Linked DNA regions of Homo sapiens: region 2 is linked to region 1. Evidence: chromatin loops called from intact Hi-C (ENCODE). Cell type or tissue: gastrocnemius medialis. All regions are shown on one strand. Links, peaks and the distances in the headings refer to the core of each region. The heading gives the core; the rest is flanking DNA.

The links. Hi-C counts contacts between places; a loop is a spot of excess contacts. Peaks named below come from ENCODE experiments on the same cell type or tissue, not always from the same donor. Only the 100,000 strongest peaks of a DNase experiment are listed, where the experiment ranks them.
Region 2: it touches region 1 in a loop (2.6-fold over the local background); 4 of 110 quality-filtered maps call a loop at or near these places.

What each region holds. Positions count from the first base shown.
Region 1 is chr2:45,087,768-45,103,207 of GRCh38, reverse strand. No RefSeq gene overlaps it. Among named protein-coding and RNA genes, the nearest start is that of SIX2, 86 kb to the right of the region's middle. In gastrocnemius medialis, for the core only: no CTCF peak of the experiment used is centred there; no DNase peak of the experiment used is centred there.
Region 2 is chr2:45,041,340-45,056,779 of GRCh38, reverse strand. No RefSeq gene overlaps it. Among named protein-coding and RNA genes, the nearest start is that of SIX2, 40 kb to the right of the region's middle. In gastrocnemius medialis, for the core only: no CTCF peak of the experiment used is centred there; a DNase peak (open chromatin) is centred at 6,760.

The DNA of each region.
Region 1 (15,440 bases), core at 6,755-9,254:
AAGAAAAATACAAAAATTTAGCTGGGCATGGTGATGGGTGCCTGTAATCCCAGCACTTTGGGAGGCTGAGGTGGGTAGATTGCCTGAGGTCAGGAGTTCGAGACTAGACTGGCCAATATGATGAAACCCTGTCTCTACTAAAGAAAAACACAAAAATTTAGCTGGGCATGGTGATGGGTGCCTGTAATCCCAGCTACTTGGAAGGCTGAGGTAGGAGAATCACTTGAACCTGGGAGGCAGAGGTTGCAGTGAGCCAAGATTGCACCATTGCACTCCAGTGCAATGGTTACCCAGTTACTGGGTAACAAGAGCGAAACTCCGTCTCCAAAAAAAAAAAAAGTCAAATTCTGTCCAATCTACTTTTTCTAATTCTCTGTTTGACTATTACCAGGGGTAACCTCTGAGAAATAGGGTAGATGTGGCAAGTGGGGGCAAAGAGATTGTTGCACAATCTTTGAAAACAGTTTACTACAGCTGGGAACATTCCTTTAATGGAATCAAGTTGTAAATGGGAAACCAGATTATCTGAACAGCATATGGAAAATAGCAAATAAATTCTAAGTCCAACAGGGTGAGTTATCAAAGAAAACTGAAGATTGGGTCTGAGTTCTCTCATCCACTCATTCATTCTTTTCATTTATTCATGCATTCACTCATTCAAGGAACGTCCATGGAACACCTAATTGGCAAGGTGCAACTTAGAAATAGAAGACAGAAATCCTGCCCTTATCTTGTGTGTTTATGTGGATAAATACAGGGAAAATTGCTTTCTAAAAAGTCCTGAGACATAAAGAGGCAAAGTTTGATAGGAGCAAAGTTTGTTTTAAGACCTCTGCATTCAAGCTTTTGAGCATTTTGTGGTAACTCCACAAGAATTTTCCTTCAGGCAAAGTTGTTGGTTTTTTGTGTTTTTTTTTTTTTTTTCATTTGCTATGAAGGTGATTCACCATGTTGTTGTTGATATACATATTTATTATGTATGTACATTGCATACATTTTTGTATGTAAACATTTTCTATCAACGGGGCATTCAGTGAGAAATCATATTCAGATCATTGCTTCAATTAAATTATCCAATATTCTTTCCAAAGAAGCCTTCCTTGTCCTGGCACTTTTATAGCCATTTTACATATGACTTCAATTAGGACCATCAGTCTACAGAGAGAATATTTGGAAGTCTTTTCTGAAGAAAAATAAATAAGAGACCATAAAAAGTAGAAAGGAAGAAGTAAAACTGTCTTTATTTGCAAATGCCCTAATTTTGTATGTAGAAATTCCAAAAAATCTATTACAAACTATTAGAACTAATAAGTACATTAATACAAACTCAATCTATAAAATTGCATTTCTATAAAATAGCCACAAACAATTGGCAAGGAAAAATTTTAAAGCCATTATAATGGATTCAAAAAATATAAAATAAGCCGGGCCCAGTGGCTCATGCCTGTCATCCTAACACTTTGGGAGGTCAAGGCAGGAGGAACACACTTGAGGCCAGGAGTTCAAGACCAGCCTGAGTAGCATAGTGACACCCTGTCTACAAAAAAAAAAAAAAAAAAAGAAAGAAAAAAAAGTAGCTGGGTATGGTGGTAGTCCCAGCTATTTGGGAGATTGAGGTGAGAGAATGGCTTGAGCTGAGGAGTTGAAGATTACAGCAAGCTATGGTTATACTGCACTCTAGACTGGGTGACAGAGTGAGACCCTGTCTCTAAATATATATATATATACATATAATATTTATGTACATATTTATAAACATGTATTTATGAAATACTTGAGAATAAAGTTAAAATATGTGCAAGACTTGTATATTGAAAAAATAACAATAACAGCAAAATTACTGGGAGAAATTTAAAAAGAGTTAAATAAATGAGAGACACACATGTTCACAGATTGGATGACTCAATATCGTTAAGACATTAATTCTTCCTGAACTGATATATAAGTTCAATAAAATCACAATCAAAATCCCAGAAAGTTTATGGTTGTTGAAATTGACAAGTTGGTTCTGAATTTTACAAGGAAATGCAAGAGACCTAGAATTGCTAAGACAGCCTTGAAGAACAAAATTGGAGAATTTACAGTACAAAATGTTGAGTCTTACAAAAATGACAAAGCTTTAGTAACTAAGACAGCATGGTATTGGTGAAAGAATAGATAAGTTGATCAGTGTTATAAAATTCAGTGCAGAAATAGACCCACATATATGCTCACCTGATTCACAAAGACAATACCAATGTAATTCAGTGGAGGAAAGAATTATCTTTTCAACAGCTGGTGCTGAAACTTGAATAGGGCAAAAAAACTAAGTGTGAACCCCTACCTCCTACAATGCACAGAAATTAATGTGAGATGGATCATAGACTTAAATATGAAAGATAAAACAATAAAGTTTCCAAAGGGAAATAGAATAGTTTCAAGACCTTGGAGGAAGCCAAGATTTCTTAGGATGCAATAAATTAGTAGCCTTAAATTAAAAAAAAAAAACCTGATTAATTGAACTTCACTAAAATTGAAGACTTCTGTTCATCAACAGAAATCATTAAGAGAATAAAAAAGCAAGTCTCAGACAAATATCTTTGTACAGGTAATAAAAAGGACTCATATCTGAAATATATGAACAACTCCTACAAATCAACGAGAAAACAAACCAATTTTAAAATGTGTAAAAATATTTCACTTAAAAGGAGAGAATATCCAAATGGCTAACAAGCATGTGAAAAAATACTGCACGTTATACTACTTATCAAGTAAATGCAAACTAAAGCCATAATGAGATGCCACTACACACCCACCAGAATAACTAAAATTTAAAAGCCTGACACTACCGAATGCTAGTGAGGATAGGAAGCGACTGGACCTTTCAATCACTGGTGGTTGGGATGTAAAATGTCATAACCACTGTTGAATATCATTTGGTAGCATCTATTAAAGTCAACAGGTGCATACCCTGTGATCCAGCAAATTCACCCATTGTGTTCACCCAACAATAAGCTGCACATATGTGCATGAAAAAAAACATGCACAAGAATGTTCATAGCAGCTTTATTTGTAATAGCAAAAAACTAGAAACAACCCACAGACCCATCAACAGGAGAATGGGTACGTCAATCATGGAATATAGGTGTGTGTACATAAATATTCACGTGCATGTGTACACACAAATATATAAACACATACGCACCCACAAACATACAATAGAAAACTACAAAACAATAAAAGGTATGAAGTACTAATAAGTGCAACAAAACAGGTGAACCTTAAGCTATTATATTAAATGGAAGAATCCAGACACTAAAGTACATAGTGCATGATTTGATTGATATTAAGGTCATAAGCAGGCTAACCTATTCCCTGTTGATAGAAATACACAGTAGTTACCTCAGGGGTTGGTGTGGGTGGAAGTGGAACATAAAGGGGGCTTTTGGGGTACTGGAAAGAGCCATATCTTGACCTGATTATACAGATGCAAAAATTCACCAAGAGGAACACATAAGATCAGTACCCCTGCACAGTTTATTGTATGTTATTGTATTTTATGCTTCAATAAAAATAGTTAAATAGGCCGGGCACTGTGGCTCACACCTGTAATCCCAACACTTTGGGAGGCCAAGGTGGGCGGATTGCCTGAGGTCAGCAGTTCGAGACCAGTCTGGCCAACATGGTGAAACACCGTCTCTACTAAAAATACAAAAAAAATTAGCCGGATGTGGTGGTGGGCTCCTGTAATCTCAGCTACTCGGGAGGCTGAGTCATGGGAATTGCTTGAACCAGGGAGATGGAGGTTGCAGTGAGCTGAGATTGCACCACTGCACTCCAGCCTGGGCGACAGAGACTCCATCTCAAAAAACAAAACAGAACAGTTAAATAAAAATAAAGAAAAAGAATTTTAATGCATTACCATGTTAGTGAATGTTTAAAAAGAAAAACCTTTTTAATACTCTATTCATTAAACACAAGGTCAAGACAAGAAACCCTACATATATGATAAAGAGATCTTACTCAGCAAAACACAGTTACTGAAGAGGGATGGAGGAATACCCTTATGAAAAAATGGACAGAACATGCACGAAGAAAACTGCAAAACTTCATTGAGAGACATTCTTGCCTTGAATAAATGAAAAAGCATGTCATGTTTCTGGGTGGGAAAATCTAAGACCACTTAGATACCAATTCTTCGCCCAAGTAATACTACATCTTTAACATTATCCCAAATAAAATCCAAACAAAAAATGTTTTAACTTGACAAAATTATCCTATAGTTCATCTAAGTAGAATAGCCAAAATGTTTGGAATAGGGGTGATGGTAGGGGCTTTTACCTAGCAGACACTAAGACTGAATGAAATAATGGAAAGCTGAAATAATTGTAAGACTGTACTACTGGTGCAAAAACAGAGAAGCATGGTGACAGAGCAGAAATACAGCAATGCACCCAAATGTTTGTAATCAGTGGAGGAAGGCTAGGTTATTTAGCAAATGAGGGCAATGAGCCAATTATTTTTAAAATAAAGTTAGAAACTTATTATTAGCTTAAGATGGAATAAATTCAGCTGGGATTCATTATTTACATTTTTTAAATAAAGCTGCCAATATCATAGACTGAACTGCTGCGGGAAGCTCCCAGATTCCCTACCCTACCTCCAAACACAGGGAAGTTATGCTTTAAATATATATTTAAAAGCCGGGCACTATGGCTCATGCCTATAATCCCAGCACTTTGGGAGGCTGAGACAGGCAGACTGATTGAGCCATGGGATTCGAGACCAGCCTAGGAAACGTGGAGAAACCCCATCTCCACTAAAAATACAAAAATTGGCTGGACATGGTAGCGTGTGCCTGTAGTTTCAGCTACTCAGAAGGCTGAGGTGGGGGGATCACTTGAGCCTGAGGAGATCGAGGCTGCAGTGAGCCGTGATTTATATTACATATATACACATATATATATAAAATTATGTAAATATTATATATTTATTTAAAAACAATTCATATTCAGCCTATCTCAAAAACATACAAAGGAAATCCACAAGTACTGGAAAGTAGAAAAAGAAAGCTAAAATCAGAGCTGTAAAAACCAACTAAAAACCAAATCGACCGTGAAGTTATTAGAACCAGATATGTGCTTAAGGCACTGAGGTTTTAATTGAAGTGCTTAGCTTCTTTGCATGTATGTAATTATTGATAAACAATTATTTTAGATTACATCTACTATCATGTTATTTGCTTCCTATTTATTTCCCCCATTTTTGTTCATTTTTTCTTCTTTTCTGATTTTCTTTGTGTTATTTCTTAGTATTTTATTTTATCTCCTCCATTGGATTTTTAGTTATGCCTCTTTTTTATCTGTAGCTCTTACTCTAGAGATTGCAATATGCAACTTTAGTTTTTTACAGACTGCAACTTATTAATATTATGCTACTTCACATGTAATAAAAACTGTACAACATACTTCATTTACCTCCTACTGTACTTTGTAGTATTATGATTACATATTTTATTTTACATATGTTATAAACCCCATGGTATATTGTTATCATTCATTTGCTTTAAATTATCAATTGCACATTCAGAAAATTAAGGAAAGGAAAAAAGCCTTTTCTATTTACCCCCATGCTTACTATTTCTGGAACTCTTCATTTCTTCCTGGTCGCATGTGTTTCTATCTGGTATAGTGTCCCTTTGGTTTGAGGAACTCCCTTTAGCACTTCTTGTAGTGAAGGTCTACTGGCTATAAATTCTCTCAATGTTTGTTTATCTGAAAATGTCTTCATTTCACCTTAATTTTTTTGTTTTTGTTTTTGTTTTTGTTTTTGAGACGAAGTCTCACTCTGTTGCCCAGGCTGGAGTGCAGTGGCACAATCTCGGCTCACTGCAGCCTCCGCCTCCTGGCAAGCGATTCTCATGCTTCAGCCTCCCGAGTAGCTGAGATTACAGGTGTGTGGCACCACACAGGTAAATTTCTGTATTTTTTGTAGAGATCAAGTTTCACCATATTGGCCAGGCTGGTCTCAAAATCCTGACCTCAGGTCATCTGCCCACCTCAACCTCCCAAAGTGCTGGGTTTACAGGTGTGAGCCACTGCGCCTGGCCTTCTTAATTTTTTAAGGATATATCATTTCAAGATTTAAGGTTGAAGGTTTTTTTCTTTCAGCACTTTAGAGATGTTTTTCAAATGTCTTCTGGCTTTTGTTGTTTCTAATTTTAAAAACCAACAGCAATACAAATACTTGTCACCTTGTAGATAATTTTTCTTTTTTCCCTCTGGCTTCTTTTAATATTTTCTTCATATCTTTTTAAACAATTTGACCATGATGTGTCTGTATTTATCCCATTTGGGATTTGTCAAACTTCTTGGATCTGTGTATTGATGTTTTTCATCAAGTTTAAGAAATATTCGGCCATCATTTTTGTTTTCATTTTATTTCTGTCATGTTCTGTCTTCTGTGACTTCAATTACATATGTCAACTACTTGATATTATTCCACATGTCACTGACGGTTTGTTCATTTAAAAAAATAGTTTTGTTTTCATTCTGCTTCAGTTTGAATAATTTATTTTGCCCTATCTCCAAGTTCACAGATCCTTCATTCTGAATACCCCAATGTCCCAGATGCTATGAATCCCATCTGAAGACATGATTTCAGATATTGTATTTTTCAGTTCTAAAATTTTCATTGGGTTTTATAGTGCTTCCAATTCTTTCCTGAAATACTCCCATATAATTCTTTACTCATTCTATCCATCTTTTCCTATACATTCTCTAGCACATTCCTAATAGTTATCCTTGTCTGATTCCAAGTTGAGGAGCATTCATTCTACAAATTGCTGAATAGTGCTCTTCAAAAGTGCCCTGATCTGCCAGGCATGGTGGCTCACGCCTTTAATCCTGGCACTTTGGGAGGCTGAGACCGGCGGATCGCTTGAGGTCAGGAGTTCAAGACCAGCCTGGCCAACATATTGAAACCCCATCTTTACTGAAAATACAAAAATTAGTCCACCTGGCAGTGCCCGCCTGTAATCCCAACTCCTCAGGACGCTGAGGCACAAGAATTGCTTGAACCCAGGAGGCGGAGGTTGCAGTGAGCCGAGATTGCACCACTGCACTCCAATCTGGGCGACAGAGCGAGACCTTGCCTGAAAAAGGGAAAAAAAAAAGTGTCAAGACCATGAAAAGAAAAAAAGACTGAGGAACTAACCCAGATTGGAAGATACTAGGGAGACATGACAATGGAATTCTGAGTGGGAATTTGAAGGGGGATTCTGAGCCCTCTTCATTCCCTGCTGTGTATACCCACAGCCTCAGCTAGGAATACACTGGCCCCAACCACACAGCCTCAGGCTAGTAGACCACTGTCCCCACCCACTTACCTGTGCTGGCATGGTCACTTCACCAACAATGCCTCTGGTTATGGGCTTTGCCCACTGCTCCAAATCTGGTGAATTCCCTACAATCCTGGCAGAGAAGCTGCCAGTATTCTTGACCTGCCCAGGCCTGGCAAACTTCACATCAGCTAAGTTGGGGAGAGGAGCAGCCCCAGGCTAAGACGTTACAGATTGCCACTGTCCATACCCGAAGTTTAGCAGTTTTTCAAGCATAAAAGCTTCTCAGGTGGTCTGCCTTTGATCAGTTTCCAAAGTACTGAAAAGGTTATTTTTATCAATTTTGCTGGCTTCATAGTTGGTTTTATGGGAAGAGAGGTTGCCAGTTTCCTCATTAGGCCATAGCCAGAAGTCCTGCATGAATGTTTGTTAAAGAATAATTGGAGAGAGAGAAATGTATTAATAAAGTTAGTCTATTAGCAATATTATCATAGATGTGTGAAGGACAGATCATTTGCAATGAATGTACATAAAGATGCCAATCTTGCTTGGGACGAAGACAGAATTTGTTAACTTAAATAAGCATATTAAAAATGTAAGAGCAATTGCTTAAAAAATAGACATAGACTATACAATTTCAAACTAGTCAAGGAAACCAAGGAAGAATAAAGAAAACTCAGTGGATCCATTAGAGGACTAAAAAGATGGAAAGGAAAAGAAAGAAGTATGGTAAATTAAAAATGCAAAATTATATATCGGGACAAAAGTCCCACTATGTCGGTAATCACAGTGAAAGTAATGAATTAAGCTTTCTTTTTATGATAAATAGAGTATTCAGATGGATAAAAAGCCAAAATCTAGATACACATTGATTACGAGATGTAAATCTAAAAAATAAAGACACAGAAAGATTAAAATTAAGGAATGGAAGAACTACATACTGTGCAAATATTAACCAAAAAAGAACTGGTATAGCAATATTAATAAGAATTACTTAACTCTAAAGAAAGCAATCCTGTGAGAAAGCATAGCTATTATATTGCTTTCAAGGGATTATAAATTGCTACAAACTCTGGGAAGTAATTTGTTAATATGCACCAAAGACCTTAAAATAGGGTTTTTTAAATTATGAAATTCCATTTCTTGGAATTTATCCTAAAGAAATAGGCATATGATGAGCAAAAATACATATAAAATGATGTGCCATAAATAGTAATTGTTAAAGCAAGGGGTTCTGGAGTCTAGGCTTAAATCTCTGCACCACAGTTTTCTGATTGATAACATTGGCATAATAGTTATAGCTATTTCACAGGGGTATTATAAATATTAGATGAGGAAATACACATAACACATGTAAAAGAGTAGCTGGCACATAATGATAAAAGCCAATGCTTACACGATGTTTAATATATTCAAGTTCTAAGGCATTGTTCTAAGAGAGCGAGACCTTTATACTCATTTAATTTAATGAGTGTAATATATGAGTGTAATGATTTAATTGGAATAGAATCACTTCTGAGATTGTACTAGTAGGTGCTATTGTTATTATCTTCATTTTAGGGATTAGGAAACTGAGGCACCAAGAGCTTAGTTAACTTGCCCAAGGTTATACATCTAGTTAGTGCTTGGGTCAGGATTTGAATCCAGGGAGTTTAGCTCCTAAGTCTGTGCTTTTAACACTGTGCTACTATTAATAAGCTGCAACACTGAAAAGAATACAATTGGGGATTTGGATAAATATTCGATTCATAAAATGGAACACTGTACATCCATCTTAAATTCCAGTATAGAAGTAGAGAAAAATAGCTAAATTGGATACTTTACTATGTGACAGACACTACTGTAAGCATTTTACATAGATTATCTCCACTGATCCTTATAAAAACTTAGAAACGAACTATTATTATTTCCTTCCAGATGAGGAACCTGGGGCACAGAGTTTGGGTAACCTGCCCATTATCCCACAGTTGCCCTGGCACAGGCAGGACTAGTACGTTGCTGTCTGACTCTCCCCCATTCTTAACACCACATCAATGTTATGTAGACAATGGTCACAAACTCCCCAGCCTGCGTTCCTCAGCCTGCCCCACCCTCACTTTGCATCCCAGTGATGCCCAGATTGCAATTCTTCCGAGGGAAAAGCCTGGGAATAACTCTTATAGTTTCCCTCTTTTTCTCATCTCCCGCCTTGGATCCATAATGGAGTTTCGTCTGCCTCCAAATTTATCTCAAATCTACCCACACTTTTCCATGTTTCCGAGCACCAACCCCAGTTCCAGCCATGTCATCTCAGTGACAGTAGCAGTAACCTCTCTACAGATCTGATTTACCCGCTTGTCTGCTCAAATCTACTATTAAGCAGCTGCCCGGAAGATCTTTAAAAATGTAAAGAAGTTTAAAAAAGAAATCATTTTATTCACCTGCTCAAAGTCATTGAAAGTTTCTGCGTCGCAGTTTGCATGCGCTCTACACATGCCTTCACACATCCTGCAAGGTCCCCCACAACCTGCTGCCTTTGTCCAAGGCTTCTTTCTGGGCTCACTTCACCTACAACTCTCTTCTAGTTCTGAAGCCCTCCATGCCCTCCTCTACCTGGATGGCTCCTCCCAGTACAGTTCACAGAGCTGATTCCTTCTGATCCTCAAAAACCCATCAAGATGTCACCTCCTCAGAAAAACTATCTCTGACCACCCAGTCTAAAGCAGTCATCCACTAGCTCCAATGTTCTCCCTTACACATTCCCCCATTCTTTTTCCTCCTAACACATCATTCTTTCAGCCAACAAGTATTTCCTGAGCATCTACTATGTGTCAGGCATTATTCTAAGTGCAAAGAATACAGCAGTAGACAAAACAAGGCTTACCAGAGCTTGTCATTTTATTTTTATTTATTCCTTTATGCAGTAGGATCAATCACTTAGATATTAATTTTTGCTTTATTCCTGTGGATACAGAAACCCCAGGAAGGAAAATGTGATTTCCCCTCTCCCAATTCTCAAAGCAGCTGAACCTGTGTGGTCTAACCAGTCTAGGCTCTTTGGGAGGGTCATAGCTCCCAGCTATTGGTGAGTTTCTAGGGAAGGGGCTAGCACTGGGCAAGGAAAGGAAGGAGTGGAAGCTGGTGTTTTTAAAAAGAATACTGCACCAGGAAACTGAGTAAACTCCTGGGTGCAGAATTCAGTGGGAGCAGGGATTTCCTCTGAGGGTGCAAAGCAGATGTCTCCATGGTGGGAACCCACCTGGGGGTTGATAGAACAGAGGAGGGCTTTGAGCAAGCGATCTCCAGCCCCCCAGGGAGCAGGTCCCCCAAGGACAACCCCAGAAACTGTGACAGCAGTGGGCTGAGGATGTGAGAGCTGCCTCCAATTTTCTGGCCACAAAAACCCCAGGATTTTGGTACGATCCATGGGAAAGGAAATGACCCCGGCCGCTAATGTGGAATTTGGTGCAGACTTTGGCAAGGGTAGAGCTGAGATCCAGATTTGATGGGATTTAGGGAGAAAATTTCACACCCGAGTGACGTGGAGCAACTCATAACAGTTTCTCTCGTCTACTGGGTGCCTCTTCCTCCGTTCTAGAAGCCAGCTTTGTGCTATGCTATTGTATTCAGGGCCTACTAGAACACATAGCCCCTCGGGACTTGGTATATGTTTGTTAAATGGGTGTTTCTGGAAAATTATACATTAAAATGTTAGTATGACTAACACTGAAGAAGGGGTTACAGGTGATTTTAAAATGAAAGTGTAGGCCAGGCGCAGTGGCTCATGCCTGTAACCCCAGCACTTTGGGAGGCCAGGGCAGCGGATTGCTTGAGCCCAGGAATTTAAGACTAGCCTGGGCAACATGGCAAAACCCCGTCTCTACAAAAAACACAAAAATTAGCCAGGTATGGGGATGCGTGCCTGTAATCCCAGCTACTCAGAAGGCTGGGTGGGAGGATCGCTTGAACCTGGGAGGCGGAGGTTGCAGTGAGCCGAGATCATGCCACTGCACTCCAGTCTGGGTGACAGAGCAGGACTCTGTCCAAAAAAAAAAAAAAAAACGTAAAATAAAATGAAAGTCTAATTCATCATCACTGTTACAAATGCTCCTATCTTTGACTCTAAACTTTTTTTTTTTTTTTTGAGACAGAGTTTCACTCTTGTTGCCCAGGCTGGAGCGCAATGGTGTGATCTCAGCTCACCGCAGCCTCCGCCTCCAAGGTTCAAGAGATTCTTTTGCCTCAGCCTCCTGAGTAGCTGGGATTGCAGGCATGCGCCAACACATCCGGCTAATTTTGTAGACTCTAAACTTCTGTTTCAAGGAATTTCTTCTAAGGCTATCCGAGCATATGTAAGGATATGCATATACAAGGTACTTCTGAAGCCTTTTGGTAATTGCAACAGATTGGGAACAACACAAATAGCTATCAGTAGGGGACTTACTAAATAAATTGCAACAAAATATTATACAGCTGAAAAGAAAACTCTTCATATAATGAAAGAGAATTACCCCAGGATATATTGCTAAATGAAAAAAACAACAGATAGTGTGCGTGATATAATAGGTCAAAGGAAAAAAATAATGGGCAGGAATGTGTGTTTGCTTATGCATCACATACCTCTGGAAGGGTAAAGACACTGATTGCCTCTGGGGAGGGGAACTTTGTGTCTGTGGAGTGGGGCGGAAGGGAGAGTTTTTGCTGATTATCTTTCTGACTTTTTTGAGCTTTTAATCATATTAATATGTTTTCTATTTTTAAAAAATAGTTAAATATCCAAATAAAATCCTTGTTTTCTTTTCTGTTTCTTTTTTTTATTTTCTCATAAGTGAAAAACTACTTGCTTTTCTTAATTTTGAAAAAGGAAAAAGAGGGTGGTGATTCCTCAAGGATCTAGAAGGAGAAGTACCATTTGACCCAGCAATCCTATTACTGGTATATACCCAAAGGATTTTAAATCATTCTACTATAAAGACACATGCACACGTATGTCTATTGCAGCACTATTTACAATAGCAAAGACTTGGCCCAACCCAAATGCCCATCAATGACAGACTGGATAAAGAAAATGTGGCACATATACACTATGGAATACTATGCAGCTATAAAAAAGAAAGAGTTCATGTTTCATGTCCTTTGCAGGGACATGAGTGAAGATGGAAACCATCATTCTCAGCAAACTAACACAGAAACAGAAAACCAAATACCGCGTGTTCTCACTCATAAGTGGGAGTTGAACAATGAGAACACCTGGACACAGGGAGGGAAACATCACATACCAGGGCCTGTCAGGGAGTGGGGTCAAGGGGAGGGAGAGCATTAGGACAAATATCTAATGCACGTGGGGCTTAAAACCCGGAGGATGGGTTGATAGGTGCAGCAAACCACCATGGCACGTGTATACCTATGTAACAAACCTGCATGTTCTGCAAATGTATCCCAGAACTTAAAGTAAAATAAAATTTTAAAAAAGGAAAAAGAGGTAACAAGGGAACCCCATTGATAGAAAGTAAGGTCTAATTGAAAAGGACAAGAAATCTACACCATTTTTGGCCTGGAAATGTGTTTTGAGGTGCCCCTTTGTATTAAGGATGTTAAGCCAAATGTAGCTGAGCCTTTTCATCAATGAAACTAGTAATATAATAACATGGGAGGGTGTATTTTCTTAAAACATATCCTGTGGATTCCTCTAAATAGAAGTGATTTTAAAATTCCGTTACATTGCAGTCTTCTCTTTAGACCTTATTGTCATCAACATCTGCTTTTTAAAAGAAAACAGCTCCTACCCAAGGAATACCGCTGAGCTCTGTCAAAGCTACTTACAGGAACCAAAACTGTCTAAGTCTGGGGCCTGAACGTATGCACGTGTGCAGCTGTGGGGCTGATGCAGAACCGAATGAAGAGCTGGGTACAGAGCACATGGGAAATAAAATCAGTGTTGGCAGCGGGTGGGAAACCAGGCGCTTTAAAAGCTCAGGGTTTTAAGCTGTCTTTAGTTTCCTAGCCTAACAAATGAACACCCTAGATGAGATAAGAACCCAAACATCCTCGAAATGTATCTCCCTGTACTTTTATTATGCCACCTGCCCTCGTGGGGCTTCCAGAATTCAGAGGCACATCATGATGGTCTCCACTGTTTGGGAGCTGTACACTGCAGATGTCCTCACTGGATAATCAACAGGTAAGACCTTCTTTAATTAAGTCCCCGCCACACAGTGTTTTTGAGCTGGAAGGGCTATCTCCAGCTTTTCTATTTCCCAAATAAAGAAGCCAAGTCCTAAGGAGTATAAGTAGTTTGTCTAAGATCACCCAACAAGGTAACGGCGAGACTTGAGCTCTTGATACAGCACTCCTTCTATTGTTTGTTGCTGTTGTAGTTATTGTAGCATGGATGCATCTGTAAGAAGCAGATCAGGGTTGGGGACTCCTTTCAAATGCTGGTGGCTGGTGGCACTGCTAATTTGCTGGGAGACGGTAGACAAGTTCCTTACACTTGCTGAGTCTCAGTTTCCTTGTCCCAAAACTAAAATAAAACAAGAACAATCTCACGGTTTGATGAAATGGCCTGGAAAAGATAAGATTTGGAGTAAATACAAGTATCCCATCCCTACTTTTGGTCTCTTCGCAGATGGACTCTGTTTCTTTATTTGCAAAATGGAGAAAATGGAGATGGCCCTACGGTCCCCTCCAGCTCAGACATGCTGTGAAAGGCCTTTGTATACAGAAGGTGCAGGAAAATGTTTATTAATTTTAATTGATTGCAGTACTATTTACCCACATTGACTTCCAGGCATTTTGTTAGCTCAGAGAATAGAGTTGCTTCCAGTTTTACCCCTAAGCTTTCGTTGGGACTTCGCGGCTGTCAGCTGTGCATTTTTCCTTCCCTGCTGCTCTGGGGTGTGGGCCTGGATTCAACTCATGGACTGGGAGCAGTCAAGGGTTTTCATTTGCCACAGGAAGATCATGGGCAAGTGAGCAGAACCCTGTCTCACATGAAGGACCATAGGTATTTTTAATTCAGGGCTTGAGCATATAGATGGCAACCAGGGAAGAATACCCTTTCTCCCTCCTTCCCGGTCCTCCTCCCCAGCCCACCAGCTTTGCTGGTTAGTCCGTAGCTATGAACCAGGAAGGGGGGGAGCACCAGAAGCCCATCAATCACTACTACACTCTGGCCCCTTGGCTCTCTGGCCTGTTCCCATCCATCTGGTACTTGTCTTAAAGGCAAGAGTAAAGTCCTGAATACCCCCGGTTCCTTTCTCCCTAAGGAGAGGCCAAAACAGTAAGCTGAGAGAAGAGAAGGGACGTAGAAAAAGATACACTGAGAGGCAAATGATTTAAAGCCCACCAACCATTTCAGAAATGACTAAGCCTGTGATGAACAGCTGGATTCTACTTCCCAGGCTTATACTGAGGAATAAGTGAAATTAAATAAGGCAGTATATGTAAAATACCTGGAACAGTGCCTGGAATATGGCATAAGCTCAATAAAGGGCAACTGTTATTGTTATTGAAGTCCTGGATTTAAAGCCAGAGACTTAAAGCTGGAAGAATGTGGTGAGAAATTTTAAAAGCCACGCACATACATCAGAAAAACTAAAATATAAAATAGTGACAACACCACATGTGGGCACGGATGCAAATCACTCATCCATTGTGGGTAGGATTATAAAATGGTACAGCCATTCTGGAAAAGTTTGATAATTTCTTATAAAACTAAACATGCAATTACCATATAAGCCAGCGACTGTACCCTTGGGTGTTTATCCCAGGAAAATGAAGTGTTTTATGTTTACACAAAAACCTCTACATAAATGTTCATAACAACTTTATTCCTAAGAGCCAACAACTGGAAGAACCCCAGATATCCTTCGATGAGTGAACGGTTAAAAAAACTGTGGTATATCTGTATCATGAAAAACTACGAAGCAATAAAAAGGAGCAAACTATTGATACATGCAACAATCTAGATGAATCTCAAGGGGATTATGCTGATTTTTAAAAATCAAATTCCAGGAGGTATCATATACTGTATGATATGATTCCATTTACATAAGATTCTTGAAAAGACAAAAGTACAGAGAATTAGGACACATTGCCAAAGTTCCAAGGTTACCAAAGGTTAGGGACGGGGTAGGGGTGG
Region 2 (15,440 bases), core at 5,582-8,081, 45 kb after region 1:
TTGGGGTAAGCATGCCCTTTCTCCAGGAGGTTGTTTCACTGCTCGAGCTCTCCCTGGTAGCCCTTGGTGGGAAATGTTGAAAAATGTGGTCTTGGGCTCCAGGGCCCTCAGCGCACAGAGCAGGTGCACATGCCCTCTGGCTACTCTCCCTACCACATGGTTTTGACACCGTTTTGACCTGATTCCTCTTGCCTAAGGGACCTCCTGACAGCATAAGAAGTTCAGAGCTCAAAGACTTTAACCTGTCCAAACTTCAGCACTAAGGGAGACCGATTATGCTGTATGACCTTGGGAAAATCACCTCACTTCTGGGCCTCAGTTTCCACGCATGTAAAATGGGGATAAAGAAACAACCCAGCTCCTGGGATTGATATGAAGACTGCATGAGATGATACGCAGGACACCCGTGGCACAATGCAGGGCTTGCAGTAAGAGCTCAATAAATACCACCTGCTATTTGTCTATAAGTGTGTTTAGCAACATCTTTGAATGGAATCATATTGTGCATTACTTTTTGTAACTTTTTTTCACTCATTTAGTGTGATCATTAAATATCCTTCGAGACATTTTTAATGGCTGTAATATTTCATCTCAGGAGTTATGGTAATTTATTTAACCACTCTCAGAGGGATTCTTCTATAAACTATTTTTTTTAAACTCAGGCTCCCAGGTCAGAGTCACAAGGGTAGGGTGGGGGTGGGGGTGGGGGTGGGTCCTTCGGAGCTCCTGACCCACCTGCCCCCACCCCGAGTCATCATTACCCTCTGCCTGCCCCTGCCTCCCCATTTTCAGCTGGAATCAATCGCACTCCCTTCCGGCCCTTCCCTCCTGCCTCATAACATCAATCAACCAACAGCCACCACTGTGTGCCCAGCCCAGTGTCAGCAATACAAGGAGCATCTGGAAGAAGAGAGGTTGCCCTGCCTTCAAGGACCCTGTTCTCTGTCTGGAGAGGCAAACTATACGCCTATCAGACAATCAGAGAACAGAGAGGTAGCCAGAGAGGAGGGTGTGGTGGGAACTGGTGTTCCTGGGAGCCCTGGCAACAGAGAGGGCACTCCAGAGGAGAGAGTCGGTGGGGGCAAGGTGCACAATGACCAGCTGGACACTGAGTTGGGAGAGCGTAGGGAGGGGGCTGGTTAGAGGTTATAGTTAGACAGGAGCACAGCTGTGAGCCCTTGTGGGGTTACAATCCTGCTGGGGTCTGGGCTGATGGAGCATGCCGGATTGCAGGGCCCCAGCTTGGAACTAATGCCCCCAGTGGCTAGGAGCAATCATTTCGAAATGAAGGTAATGATCCAATTAGTGGTTATCCATCAAGTTCAGTTATCTCTCCTTGGGCTGGGGAGCAGAGAAGCTGAGTAAACACGTGCCTTGGACTGTGACATAAAACCAGACACCCTCATGCTGGAAAATGAGTTCAAGATGTGGGCTGAGCCACCACTGGGGCCTGCAGGTTAGCATCTCTGTGGCCGAAAGAGGCAGGGAAGCCATTGGCACTCATGAAGGGTGGGGTCTCTGAGCAGGCAGCTCCCTCTCTCAACTCCCCCATCACCCAACCTGGGCCCCTCGCCCAACTGTGAGAAGCGGGAGAGGCCACCGATGGCTGTGGGCCTGGGGAAGAGCTCACAAGCACAAGTCAGAGTCTGACCTGGCTCCCAATCAGAGGCTTCTGTGCGATTTGGCCTGAGCCCTGAGCCCCTAGCCCCCAGCTCACTGGCCTCCCCAGCTCACCGCCGCCCCCCACCCACCCCACCCTGACATTCAATGTCTGTGCAACACATTTACAGACTAGTATGTTCTGTCTTGAGCTTCTTTAGTCAGATTCCAGGTTCCCTAAAGACAAGGGCTTTCTGTGGCTTCTCACAGGACCAACCCTGTAGTGGGAAGGAACGCAGGGGAGTTACCTATTCCATGTGTCATTTTAAAATGAGGCCCAGGGAGGGGAACTGATTGGCCCAATAACACATCGTTAGTTAATGCCTTATTCAGGATCACAGCCGAAGTCTCCAGCTCAACAACTAGTTATACAGCTCAACAACTGTTGTACTGAACGAAAACAGGCAATAATCTCTGCCCTCATGTGGCTCACATCTAGTGGCATGATGCAGGCAATCAGCAAATTAAGTAAGCAAAAACATATAGCACATCACATGCTGAAAAGTGCTACAGAGAAAACTAAAGCAGGGAAGGGGGTGTTAGAAGGAAGGAAGCGAGTGTTAGAAGAAAAGGGGTTTTGGGGGAGACTTTTTGACAACAGTGGCTGGGAAGGTCTTCTAGGAAGGCGGCATATGAGCAAAGGCCTTGAGGAGGTGAAAGGATGAGCGATGTGGCTCAGGTGCAAAGGCCCTTAGGCAAGGAAGTGCCTGGCAAGTTGCAGAAACACTGAGAAGGCCAGTGTGGCCTGAGCAGAGTGAGGAGACACTGTGGGGAGGTCGGGGAGGCTATGCAGGGCAGGAGTGATCACAGAGTGCAAAGCTTCGCAGGCGCCTAAGGACTCTGGCTTTTGCTCTGCATGAGATGATTGCAGGGGTGGGGGAATTTGGGAGTCGGGGGTGCGGAATGGCTTGATCTGACTCAAGTTTTAAAGCAATCACTCTGGCTGTTCTTCCCCCTGTGTCACACGAGGGTGCCCACACGACATGCCTGCCTGATGGAACACAGCAGACATGCTCAATAAATCCCAAATAAATGAGCAAAGAGACAGGAATTCTGTGCAGAGTGAACACAAAGCAACCTTCAGAGTGGCTAGACCTGCAGGCATGTCTACCTGGAGAGCGCTGGCCAGCAAGGAGGGCCTGGACACAGGAATAACGGGAAGGGCATGGGTGGGTGGGGTGGGAAAGAGAAATGGACCCGAGGTCTGCCACATCTCCAAGTCAAGAGAGACTTGGGGCTGAGGTCCTTCGAGAGGCCTGAAATCTACCTGGAAAAAAAAAAGTCCATGCTTGTGTTCTACTCAAGGGATGGGGGCGTGCAGCCCCTCAGAAACTCGAGCCAGGGTGGGGAGTCCTCAGGGAACAAGGCTTCTCACCCTCAGGATACCTCTCAAATCTCTTTCACTGGAACATAAGCCATTTATTCTCATCTTCCCCAGAGGAGGGTACCAGCCATCATGTCAGACAACCACTGGCCAGTCATCCACACTGGTCAGCCATTCATGAGCCATTTTCTGACTCTGCCCCTCATGCAGAAGACCCTAAAATGCTCTTAGTGACATGTTTGGAAGCAGCCTCCAATTTCTTTACCCTCTGCTCATGGGACCACTCACCCCTGCCCCCCCCACCCCTGTCCCCTCAGGCATTTGGAAGAGAACACTATGGGGGTCGTCCTGCTCAGTCATTTCCCAATGGAATTTCACACTCTCCTTTATCCCTCAGCCCCTGCCCACAATGTTCAGAGTTGCCTCAGGAAATTACTTTGCAGAACAGGCTCTACCTCCCACTAACTTGGCTCAGCCTGACCTGGTCACACCAACTCACCTCTTAGTAGCTGGACTTTATGGGGCCATTGAATGAGACACCCCTCTCAGCTTCTGACCTGGAGAGATCAGAGAATGACATTACTAAAGCTAGCACATCCCTGGTTCCATCAGAACACCACCAACCTCTCTGCATTCTATTCTCTACTCTGACCACAAAGAGGCAGGATCCTTCTTTGCATCCTGAAATGGTGGGCCTTTTTTCCATCCTGGAACCTGCCCATCTGGCCATTGCTGGTCCTCAAACCCATCTAGCAGAGGCAGCACACGAGCCCTGCATTGAGGCCTGCCCCCTTCTGTAGCAAGAATGCAGAAGTTGAGGCACTGGGCTTCCAGTCTACAGAAGTTTCCTTGTGGATTCCTTGCTTCTTCTTCATGGCCTAGGTGAGTACTCAATGACCTTAGGTGGCTCTCTCTGCTCTGGGATACACACGTCTACTTTCAAATGGGCCAGTTATCCTGTGTGCTCATCTCATTATGCATGGACCAACGGCATATTAATTACAGTATGTTTTAAACAGTTACCTAGTTCTACCAAAAGACACATTCACTTGCAACAGCATTCACAATAGCAAAGACATGGAATCAACCCAGATGCCCATCAGTGATGTACTGGATAAAGATAGTGCATGTGTGTGTGTGTGTGTGTGTGTGTGTGTGTGTGATTAAAAAAAAAAAAATCATGTCCCTTGCAGGAACATGAATACAGCTAGAGGCCATTATCCTAAGTGAATTAACACAGGACCAGAAAACCAAATGCCGCATGTTCTCACTTACAAGTGGGAGCTAAACACTGAGCACACATGGACATAAGGATGGGAGCAATAGACACTGGGAACTCCCAGAGAGGAGAGGATGGGAGGGGGCAAGGGTTGAAAAACCACCTATCGTGCGCTATGCTCACTCCCTGGGTGATAGGATCATTCATACATCAAGCCTCAGTGGCACACAATATAGCCATATAACAAACCTGCACATGTACCCGCTGAACCTAAAATAAAAATTGAAAGAGAAATAAATTAACAGTTAAATACTTTCCTTTTTCTATGTCCTCTTCTGCCCTTCCCTCTACTTCTACGTTGAAAATCCACCATGGGCTTCAAAGATGGGTCCCAGCTCTGACGCTCACATGCTGTGTGACCCTGAGCAAGTGATTTTTTTTTGAGATGGAGTCTCGCTTCTATCACCCAGGCTGGAGTGCAGTGGCATGATCTCAGTTCACTGCAACCTCTGCCTTCCGGGCTCAAGCAGTTCTCCTAGCTCAGCCTCCCAAATGGCTGGGACTACAGGCACATACCACCACACCTGGCTAATTTTTGTATTTTTAGTAGAGACGGAGTTTCACCATATTGGTCAGGCTGGTCTTGAACTCTTAATCTCTGGTGATCCTCCTGCCTTGGCCTCCCAAAGTGCTGGGATTACAGGCATGAGCCACTGTGCCTGGCCTGTGCAAGTGATTTAACTCCTCCGAGTCTCAGCTTCTTTATCTGTAAGATAGAAAAAATAACAAGTACTGTACCTGAAAGTGTTGTTGTCAGCCTTGGTAAGTTCAAGGGCAGACTCAATACCTGGCATGGGGCAGGCCCTCTGCTACATGGAAGTGGTTATTAGTATTGTTTAAATAATCATATTTCAAGAGCCACGTTTTCCATAATGCCATTCCTCATTCTTCATCCAAAAATATTTTTATCCACTGAACTTTGTATTTTTCTTATGGAACTTCCCTCAGGGTAATGGTCATGGGGAAAGTAAGGAAATAGGGGAGATGGAAAAATGAATTGTTTAAAGAAGAAAAAACGAAGGTTATTAAACAATAGCTTGATGACTGAATGAGTACACCTGGGTGGCAAATGGGCTTCATCTCATGTGGTAATATGATTTGGGAAGGGATTGTTTGAAGCAGAGGAGAACAGTGCCGTGGTTAATTAGTGGTGTCCAGGGCCTGTCGGGAGGTGGGAGGCAAAGGGAGGGAGAGCATTAGGACAAATACCTAATGCACGTGGGGCTTAAAACCTAGATGACGGGTTGATAGGTGCAGCAAACCACCATGGCCCACGTATTCCTATGTAACAAACCTGCACGTTCTGCACATGTATCCCAGAATTAAAGTACAATAAAAAAAATTAATGGTGTCTGCTACAGATAGTGGACCCTATATAACATATTTGCCTATGATAGAATACACTACAGATCTAAAGAATATTATCCTGTCAGAGTCATTTGGTCAAAACTTCTCATTTCATAGGTGAAGAAATTGCTGTGTATGCTAAGGCGGACAGTTGTGTAATCTTTATTTACTTGTTTATTTTTCATTTGACTATTTCTTTAAATAGCCACAGCCCATAGTAATTAGGATGTAGTAGGTTTTCTAACTGTCAGTGTACAGTTCTTACTGCACTTCATTATTTCTTCCTCCAGTGAGACCTCAGAATATTCTAGAAACTTGGAGCCTAAAAAGAAGTGTTTCTCCAAGACATAATGAGTGTTTTCGGTGCACTCAAGAAAGACAAATTAAGGTATGAAACCACGAAATAAATAAAACATGCGCTACTTCTACGTTTTATTGGAAGAGGGGTGGAAGGAGAGGTTACAAAGGAGGAGAGAACCCTGGCCCATAAAGAATCTAAGGTCCCCCTGCATTGTAGCCGGGAGAAGTCCAGTGTCAGGACTCAGTCAGTCCCCATCATGACCGTGGGTTCAGGGGCGAGGGATGCAGGGTAGCAGTAGGGGACTTCGTTGTCTTGAGTTTGGGTTTCCTTGGGAGTTCAGGAGCTTCCAGAGGTGAGATTGTGTTACAAGGAGGTCATTCACACTTGCCTCCCTAGGCTGAAGCTACCATCTGTCTATGCAGCACTCAGAGATGACCAACACTTTACTACATTGTTATCTGGACATCCCAACAACCTTCTGCAGTAGATAATATTATTTTCATTTTACCCATAAGGACTGAGGTTTAGTGGAGTGAGTTGCACAGGACAACACAGTGGCAAAATCAAGACTTGCACCCAGGACTCCTGACTCCAAATTCTTACACTATTCCACAGCGCTTCTTGCTCTAGGGTCCTCTTTTCAGGTGTGGAATAGTTTGAACAAAGACCCGCTTCAACCGTGAACCTGGAGTCATCCTCTTGAAGTTTGACCCTCTTTGATCCCGCCGGGGGTTGGTTTCCAAGAGGTGCCCTGGCCAGGTCTCTGTGAAGAACGCCGCCACTGCGACTGCTGCTCATTATCACACGGGAGAGCTCCCTGCTCCCTGAGGGAGATGAGAAGAAAACCCCTGGTTCTGGCAGACCCGCCACAGCCCTGGGCAGCAGGCTGTCTACAAGGCGGGGGTGCTGTGGTGCCCTCAGCAAGCCAGCTCTCACTTGTTGAGTTTCTGTCGGTATGCATCCTCTGTGGGATCGAACCATATTAAATTGCTTCAAGCAGCCTATAAAATAAAGACAATTGCAATGCCATAAGGAATAGCGTATCCCCAACCATAAATAAATTAGGGCTCTAATTCCATCAAGGCATGTGGGTGACATCACACACCGTGAGAGCCGGGCTTGGAAGGGCTGTTCACATCACTGCAAATCTGAGATGGAATTACCACCTTAATTTATTTACATCTTCTGGTGGCCGGGGTGCTGTGACAGATGATTTCTGAAACGTCTGATTCCTCCAGATTATGACCTCGGGTTCTGTTCTTGTCCTCCCCTTCCCCACCCCTCTTCCTTTCCCCCTCTCCCCTTTCTCACACCCCTGGGCCCACATTTCCCTCATCATATTTTGTTTTCTTTGTGTTCCTGGTAAAGAATGCAAGGAGGGAAGGCCTGGTACTGAGAAGAAATGGCGAATTCCAGATGCCAAGGACAGACCTAGGAGAAGTGGGGGAGGCATGGGGAAGGAGGAGCCCCTCCTGCGCCATGATGTGTTGCCTTGCCCAGGGCCATTCATCCCGGGCCTCTCTGGAGACATAAAGCTTTTCCTTGCTGGAAATTTCAGCTTAATTAAATCTACTAGGTGTGTTCTTGAACGTCAACCATGTCCTAGGCAACGTGTAGCAGTCAGAACCACATGGAACCAAGGAATTTTAGAGGCAGACAGACCTTCAGAGGTCTCAAGTTAGTTTGACTCATTTTACAAATGAAGGACCCAAGAGAAGGGAAGTGATTTTTCTAAGATCATGTGGCAAATAAATGGCAGGGCCACGTCTAGACTGCAGAAAAAGTGGGAAACATTAACACTGTCCACCAGGGCCTCACACCTTAGTCAGAGAAATAAGACAGATATCTTCAGAAAGGTTATCTAAAACCAGGACGGAGTGTATAATCAGAGCCAAACTGAGGGTTACAAATACTGAATTCAGGGAAGGACGGGAGCAATACTGGCTGCAAGTTTGGGGCAAATTTCATAGAGGAAGCAGTAGAGTTGGATACTGAAGGGTAGATGGGATCTCACTTGGCAGAGATTAGAAGGGAGAGGCATTCATTACAGGCAGAGAAATGGCCGGAGCAAAGGCCTGGGAGCTGGAATAAGCATGCTGACACAGAAGATCAGTGAGACCCCAGTGGAAAGAGGGGTCAGTATCTAAGTGCCATTATCTAATGGGGCCAGAGGACTCTGCTTAACCATCAGGTCAGCTGAAAGTACTGACATTCTTGAATAAAAGCAGTAAATGAAAGCATGTTTTTGAACTTGGCTAAACAAACTGTGGTCTGGAGACTACCAGTATCAGCTTTACCTCACCTGCTACTTACTGAATCCAAATCTGCATTTTAACTTGACCCCCAGGTGGTGACTCATGGGCACGTATTAGTATTTGAGAAGCCCTGCTTTAAGAAACCTGGCATAGTTTGAATATCATTTCTTCATTATTCCAGAAGTTGTTCCCTGGTGTTGCTTTTCTTTTTTCCTGACCAAGAATGACCCCTTAGCCAACATTATTATACTCAGAAATTCTTGCAAAGTGAGATAAACCAGCAAATTGTTTTCAAATAGAATGATGTTTTCAAGAATATTAAGTTTAACAATTAATGAAGATGACAGTATTAGATTTCGTAAACACAATTAAGCATGTGTTTATTTCCATTTTGCAGTTCTCTTTTTAAATTTTGAAGCCCATGGACTTTCTTCCAATGATCAGACATTTTCTAAGCCGTTGCAAAGCTCTTGGGCTTTAGTATCTAATGGATAAAACAGGCCATGGTGTGCCTTGCGGGAGCAGGGTCTCCCACATAGCTCAGGGCAGCTTCCTAGGGAGGTGGTAAGCCCTCAGCAGGGAAAACTGAGAGAGTCCCTGCCCCATCCAAGACCCCTGGCCCATGCCGTGAGATTTCAAGGGAACACTCATGCCTGGAGTTTGATTCACTAAGGGGTGGAGGCACTTCCTTTTCTCCAGACACCACATAAACTTCCTAGATCCTAGTGCTGCCCAAGGCCAGGTGGTAGGTGGAGCCCATAATGGATTTCCCACCAGCCCACAGGATGAGGGTTTAGAGTTGGAATTAAGCTGATTTAAAGAAAATATATAAAGTGATTTCTGTGTGTGTGTGTACCTGAGTTCGCAGATCAAGATGAATACTTGCTATATTTCCTTTTAAAAAAAATGCAAAAATTATCCTCCCAAGACCTCCACTAAAGGGAGGAGAGGGTGTGCATGTGCTGGAGGTAAAGCCACAAGCAAAGCTGCAAAGCATCCAGGCAGCCTTTCAAGACCTCCATGCTAGACTGGGGTTGACACGAGCACAGTGCCCTTCCTCCCACCAAACCACAAGCTATGTGCCCAGTCTGGGTCATGGTTTCCTCTTCCAATGACCATCTTAAAGTGCTTGGGGTGGACTTTCAGAGGCAGGAATTCCCCCCACCCCGTGTGCCCTCTGCCACGCTGACATCACTTTGGTCTTCTGGGGACTGTTGCTCAGGGAGGACCTGACCTCAGGCCTATCTGCCTCTCTTCCCACGGGCCATCTGTGCCAGGGACCTGTCTGTGAATCCCCCTCAGAGTTGCCCCCATCATACCCTGCAGAGGGTTACCTTCTTTGAAGCTCTGGGACCCTGTGGTGTCCCCTCCACTCAGAGGGACATCCACAATAAGGAAATCTCCCACAACAATAGGAACCTTGCTGGGGGCCTCCTCTCTTAACTTTTATAAAATTGTGATTTAATTTATATACCATAAAATTCATCTTTTTACAGACCCTATGTTCAATCCTTTTTAGTATATTCACAAGGTTGTGCAACCATCACCACAATCGCATTCCAGAATATTTTCATCACTCCAAAAAGAAACCCCATACCCACAGCAATCACTCCCTCTCTCCCCCAGCTTCTGGTAACCACAAATTAGTTTTCTGTCTCTATGGATTTGCCTATTCTGTGTAAATGGAATTATAGAATATGTGGTTCTTTGTGACTGTCTTCCCTTCTCTTTTATCTTGCCACAAGCAGGCTTGCTTCACTAATTTCTTAAGAAGGCCTAGAAGTCACTAGTCTGGGAAAAATGGTAACAGTCCTGGAGCAAATTCTCCTGAGGAAGCCCATTGGCTTCTCTCTTCCTGAGTGTTCCTCCAGTGGCTGGTCCAGGCCCCACGACCTATGGGGACTCAGCTTTATCAAAGGGAACAGGTCGACACAAGTAGACACAGTTTGGTTGAGGACTGTGGTCCAGGCCTGTGCTTACAGTGCAGACCAAGAAGAGCTGGCCACTGCTACAGACATCAGTTTTGCTCAAATCATGTCTCCCCTGGCTATGGCCATTTCAAATGAAATATCCAAATGGCTTTTCACAGTATACAAGATGCCTCCTCAAATGGTCTACACAACTGTGGAAAGACAGGATAAAAGACTTGCCCAAGGATATTCAGGTGGGAAGTAGTAAAGGCAGGACTCAAGTTCAGGGCTTGAACCTAACAGCCTCCACATTCCTTAATGGCCTGTGCTTGTGGTAGACTATTCTCCCGTACCCTCCTCCTGAAACTTCTCCCTCCAGAAAGCAATTCTGGGTCAGCTGTGAGCAGACATGCAGGCTCTTCCTCCTCTTTCTCCTTCCCCCTGAGCTCCTCTCCTTCTACATCCCACAATGGCCTGAGTGGTCCACTCACACTGCTTATGGTTCTACTAACATTGAAGCTGATTACTTTTTTTCCACTTTTCTGACTGTATGATTGTTAGAGACTTAATGTTGGTGTCCTCCCTCCCAAATTTATATGCTGAAGTCCTAACCTCCATTGTGACAGCATTGAAGATGAGGCCTTTGGGAGGTAATTAGGATTAAATTAAGTCATGAGGGTGGGGCGGTCAATATGGGATTAGTTGCCTTGTAAGTAGAGAGAGAGAGATCACTCGCTGAGGAAAGTTTATGTAAACATGGCATTAGAAGGCAGCTGTCTGCAAACCAGGAAGGGAGTCCTTATCAGGAACCGAATCAGCTACACTTGATCTTGGACTCCTCAGCTTCCAGAACTGTCAGAAATAAATGCCTGTGGTTTAAGCCACATAGTCTATGGTATTTTGTTATGGTAGCTCTATCAGATTAAGACAATGATCTTGAGAAAGTCATTGATCCACTTACTCCTTTTTCTTTTTCTTTTTTTTTTTTTTTTTTACAAGAGAGGATAATATTAGTACCCACATTTAAGGCCGTTGAGAGGATTAACTGATATATGTTAGGAGCTTAGAATAGCACCTAGGACACAGAAAGCCTTTAATAAATGTTGGATTTGTTGTACTACTGTATATATTTGTATTTCTTATGCTATTGAATAAAAATTCTATTTATGCATACTATGACTTACACAAAAAGGATGTTCACAAATATTGGAGGAAGGAAAGAAGTAATGAAGAAAGGAAAAAGAATAAGGGAGGAGAGGAAGAAGGAAGGAAGAATGGAAGGAAGGACTTTGCAGTTGCTTCTAAATACAGAATAAAGGTTGATCTATAACTGTTGGCTTTTTTCTTTTAAAGTATCTCCGTATACATATCCAGAGAAAATTCAGGCATTGCAAAAAGGAGAAATTCATTGGTAATTTATGAAATTCACTTGAAGCTGCAAATGGAAAGGCTAGGATGGTGTCCCTTCTGTTGGTCAACACTGTACTAGTGTTGGAAAATCAGTACTCAGCCTTTTAAAATTCATTCTCACATCTAAAGCTGTAGTTACTCTTGATTACATCAATTGCCATTTTATTAGATTCTCCTGTCAGCATCCTGAGGGCCTGGCTTCTCTCACCCTCTGAATTGGCTGGGTATTAAGTTCACCGCTCAGTCTATCTTCTTTTTCTCTCCTTGTGATCTTCCTAGTGGAGACTGATGTTCTCACTTGTAAAATTCACAGCGCTTCCTCACATTAATATTAAGACTGCTTGGTTTGCTGATTTTCTTCCATCTTGCCCCTCTTTACACATCTCATGTCAGGAAACACTCTGGTGAGGGTGTGTATTGGGGAAAGGAAGATGTGACGTTGTGAGATGATGGAGATTCCGGACAACTAGAAGATTGTTTCTCTTGACCATTCCTGCATTTACTTGTGCTCTGGTTCCCAACATAGCAGCAAAAGACAGCCCTGGAGGATATCCCCAAACTGGACAGACCCAGCCTCAGAATGCCTGCCACACCTTCAATGCTGTTCTGACAGAAGTTACTTGTGTTATGCATAATCTTTAAGGAGCTATGGTTTTGCAATGAATGACCTGCCCTTTCCACATCTTGAGCCCTGGAATTGCTGATTGGACCAGAGGCAGACACCTAGATCAAGGGCAGTCAATCCCAAAGATGAGCTGTGCCCATCCTAGTCTCTTTCCAAGGCATTTGAACCAAGGTATGCCAAGTGAAGGATGTAATCACCAAAGAGGCTAAAACAGAACATTTGTAATGGATGAAGAAACCAGAGAAGCCATGATAATCTAGTAAAAGCCAAAGTTACATAGGAACAGAAATTATAAGTAAACAGAAGCTAGACTCAAAGAATTACCAGAAGGAGAATGGAAAAAACACACAAAAAGCAGCAGAAACATGGGGATACAAATAGACCAGGCCACCTATGGGAGAAAACTCTATGCCAGCTTCCTTGGTTCTACATCACATTCTGGTCTGGGCCATCCTCCCTTCTCCTGTAGTTACTTGAGTGAGTCTCTGTTTCTTACAACCAACAGAACCTAAGGTTCATCTTCCTGTTCCTCAGGCCTCTCCAGAGATTGGGAGCCAGGTCTAATGGGGACCCCCAAACCAGAAGCAGTGGCAGGGACCAGTTCAGCTCATCTCAATGCATTGCACTTGGAGTCTGGTATCCAAGTTAATCCAACAAGTGTGCAATTTGAGCACTTATCACTGTGAGACCCTGTGCAAGATTTGCAGAGGTAAAAAGTAAAGAAAGAGTAAGAAAGCCCTTGACTTCAAGGAGGGTATTATCTAAATAGGATGTAAGAAACACAACTAAGTCAGTACAAAGCTGAACAGATGTGTGTGTCAAAGAGGAGCAAACACAATGCTTTGAAGTTTCAGGGAAGTTGTGGTCGTGTTGGGATATGAGGTTCAGAAAAGACTGGTCAGATTTGCTGTGGATGCAAAGGAAAAATGTAGGAAATACTGAGGTTGAAGCTGGGTGTGGTGGTGCATGCCTATAGTCCCAGCTACTCGGCAGGCTGAAGCAGTAGGAGCATGTGAGCCCAGCCTCAGCAAATGGAAAGGAAAGAGAAAGGAAAGGAAGAAGAGAGAGTAAGGAAGGAAAGGAAGAAAGAAGAGACAGTAAGGAAGGAAGAAAGCAGAGAGGGAGGGACGGAGGGACAGAGGGAGGGAGGGAGGGAGGGAGGGAGGGAGGGAGGGAGGAAGGAAGGAAGGAAGGAAGATGCACAATTGCTTCTTTTCCTCCTACAGGTTTTATGAGACCAGAGGTAATTCCCTGCTGCTGTTCAGCGTTGCTGTGGCTAACAGTTCCAACCTTCTGAAGTGCCGGCTGGTTGGGGCTGTCTCTCTGGCAACTGATTAGCCCATAAACCCTGCCTTGCTGGTCCTGCAGCGTTCTCCAGTGCAAGTGACTGAAAGCATGCCTTTCCCAAAAAGGAAAATATGTAAGATTTAGTTCCCAAGTTATGTTTCATGTTTACAACGGTCTTCTCATCATCGTTAGTTGGATTAAATTTAGTGATTACAAAGATTTTTGTTTTTATCAATAATACCCTTGATCTTGAAAAACAAGAGCAATTTAAACAGACCCAGATGCTCTAAACTCCACCACATGTTTGTTGTATTTCTTTTAATCGCATTGTATTTGAGGCTGTCATTTAAATCAATTTAATATGAATGTTATTCCTATGGCCATGATTCCCTGGCTTCTCATACTAAAGCTTTGCTGGTTTTTGTTACTCAATTGCAGAACCTTCAAAGAAAAATGTTTAATATTAATTATTATGTTATCCTCCACTCTTGTGAAATAGGTATGTCCCCTTACCAAAAGCACTGTGGAAGCCAGAATGTAACGCCATGAAAAATTACCCTGGGACCACAGAGTCATCAGATTTTAAATCACTGCTGTCTATTCCTTTTCAGAAAGACTTTTTCCCCTTTAAAATGGATCATTTAGTTGCATTATTATCTCTACGATTATCAACAACTCTTTCTGTCAATGTCATTCAACTGAGACTTATTGAGTGTCCACTGAGTTTCTGTAAATGTTTCCTTCATCTGTAAATCAAAATAGCTCCAAGGACTTTGGTCATGGGACAGTGAATTCTGGGGGAGGAGAGGAGAGAGAAGTGGGGAAGGCAGGCATGAAACAATACAATCTCAGGGTGTGTGTATAAGGTAAAGAGAACAAGGCTTGCCATCAGGGGACATGAATTGAACCGTAATTTCAGAATCAATCAGTGACCTTGGGCATGTCATTTAACCACATTTGAATTTTAGTTTTCCAATGAAAGAAACATGTACCTAAAACCTCTGTGAGAAAACAGCCCTCTGGACTTGGTGGGTAACACTTAGATAGTTGCTGCCTCAACTGCAGACCTGCATGAAGCCGGCATTGCTTCCAGTCTGTGGCAGACAAAGCCTCCTCTGAAGACCTGAGGTTTTTCCTGGGGTCCTTCCAGCCTTGCATATTAAGGGAGAACTAAGGAGGGCTAAGCTGTGTAGGAGAGGCTACCTGGGTAGGGATGGTGATTTAGCGCCCACTCCCTGGAGAAAGCCCAGAGGAAGCTAAGAAGGAAAGCCAGCAAGTGCCTGCAGAGGTGGCCCAACCCTTTGGGACAAGAAGGGAGAAATAAATCTCTTCTTGGGACCCTCTGGGAATAAAACAGGTGGGCAGGAGGTCTCTGTTCTCTTGAAGCCAGCCTGGTTTTTACTCTTCTTCTACTCTTATTTTCTGGGTCCTCCCTTAAGATTTCCAGATTTTGAGAAATTCCAGCTGCCACATCTGAGCTAAAGGGAGATAAGACAAAGGGTTTGTGCCCAGTTGGACTGGGGCATTGAAAGCGCAGCCACAGGCTGGGTGCGGTGGGGCATGCCTGTAATCCCAGCACATTGGGAGGCCAAAGCGAGAGGATTGCTTGAGCCCAGGAGTTTGAGATCAGCCTGAGCAGCATAGTAAGATCCTGTCTCTACTCAAAAAAAAAAAAAAAAAGAAGCCAGGCACGGTAGCACACACCTGTAGTCCCAGCTACTCAGGAGGCTGCCATGGGAACATCATTTGAGGCCCAGAGTTCCAAGCTGCAATGAGCCATGATCGTGTCACTGCACTCCAGCCTGAGCAACAGAGCAAGACCCTGTCCCAGAAAAAGAGGAAAAAAAAGAATAAAATAGCAACCTCAGCTACTGGGCCTAAGAAGGTAGTGGGAGCCAAGGGGTGGCAGTGGGGTGGGTAGTGGCAAGCCCCAAGAATGACTAGCATTGACACACAAGGGCCATTTGGTCCCAGTTGTTTTTCCCACATCAAGAAAGCCCTTCCAGAGCTAAATCTACTTGGAGTTTTATTTTATTACCAGCA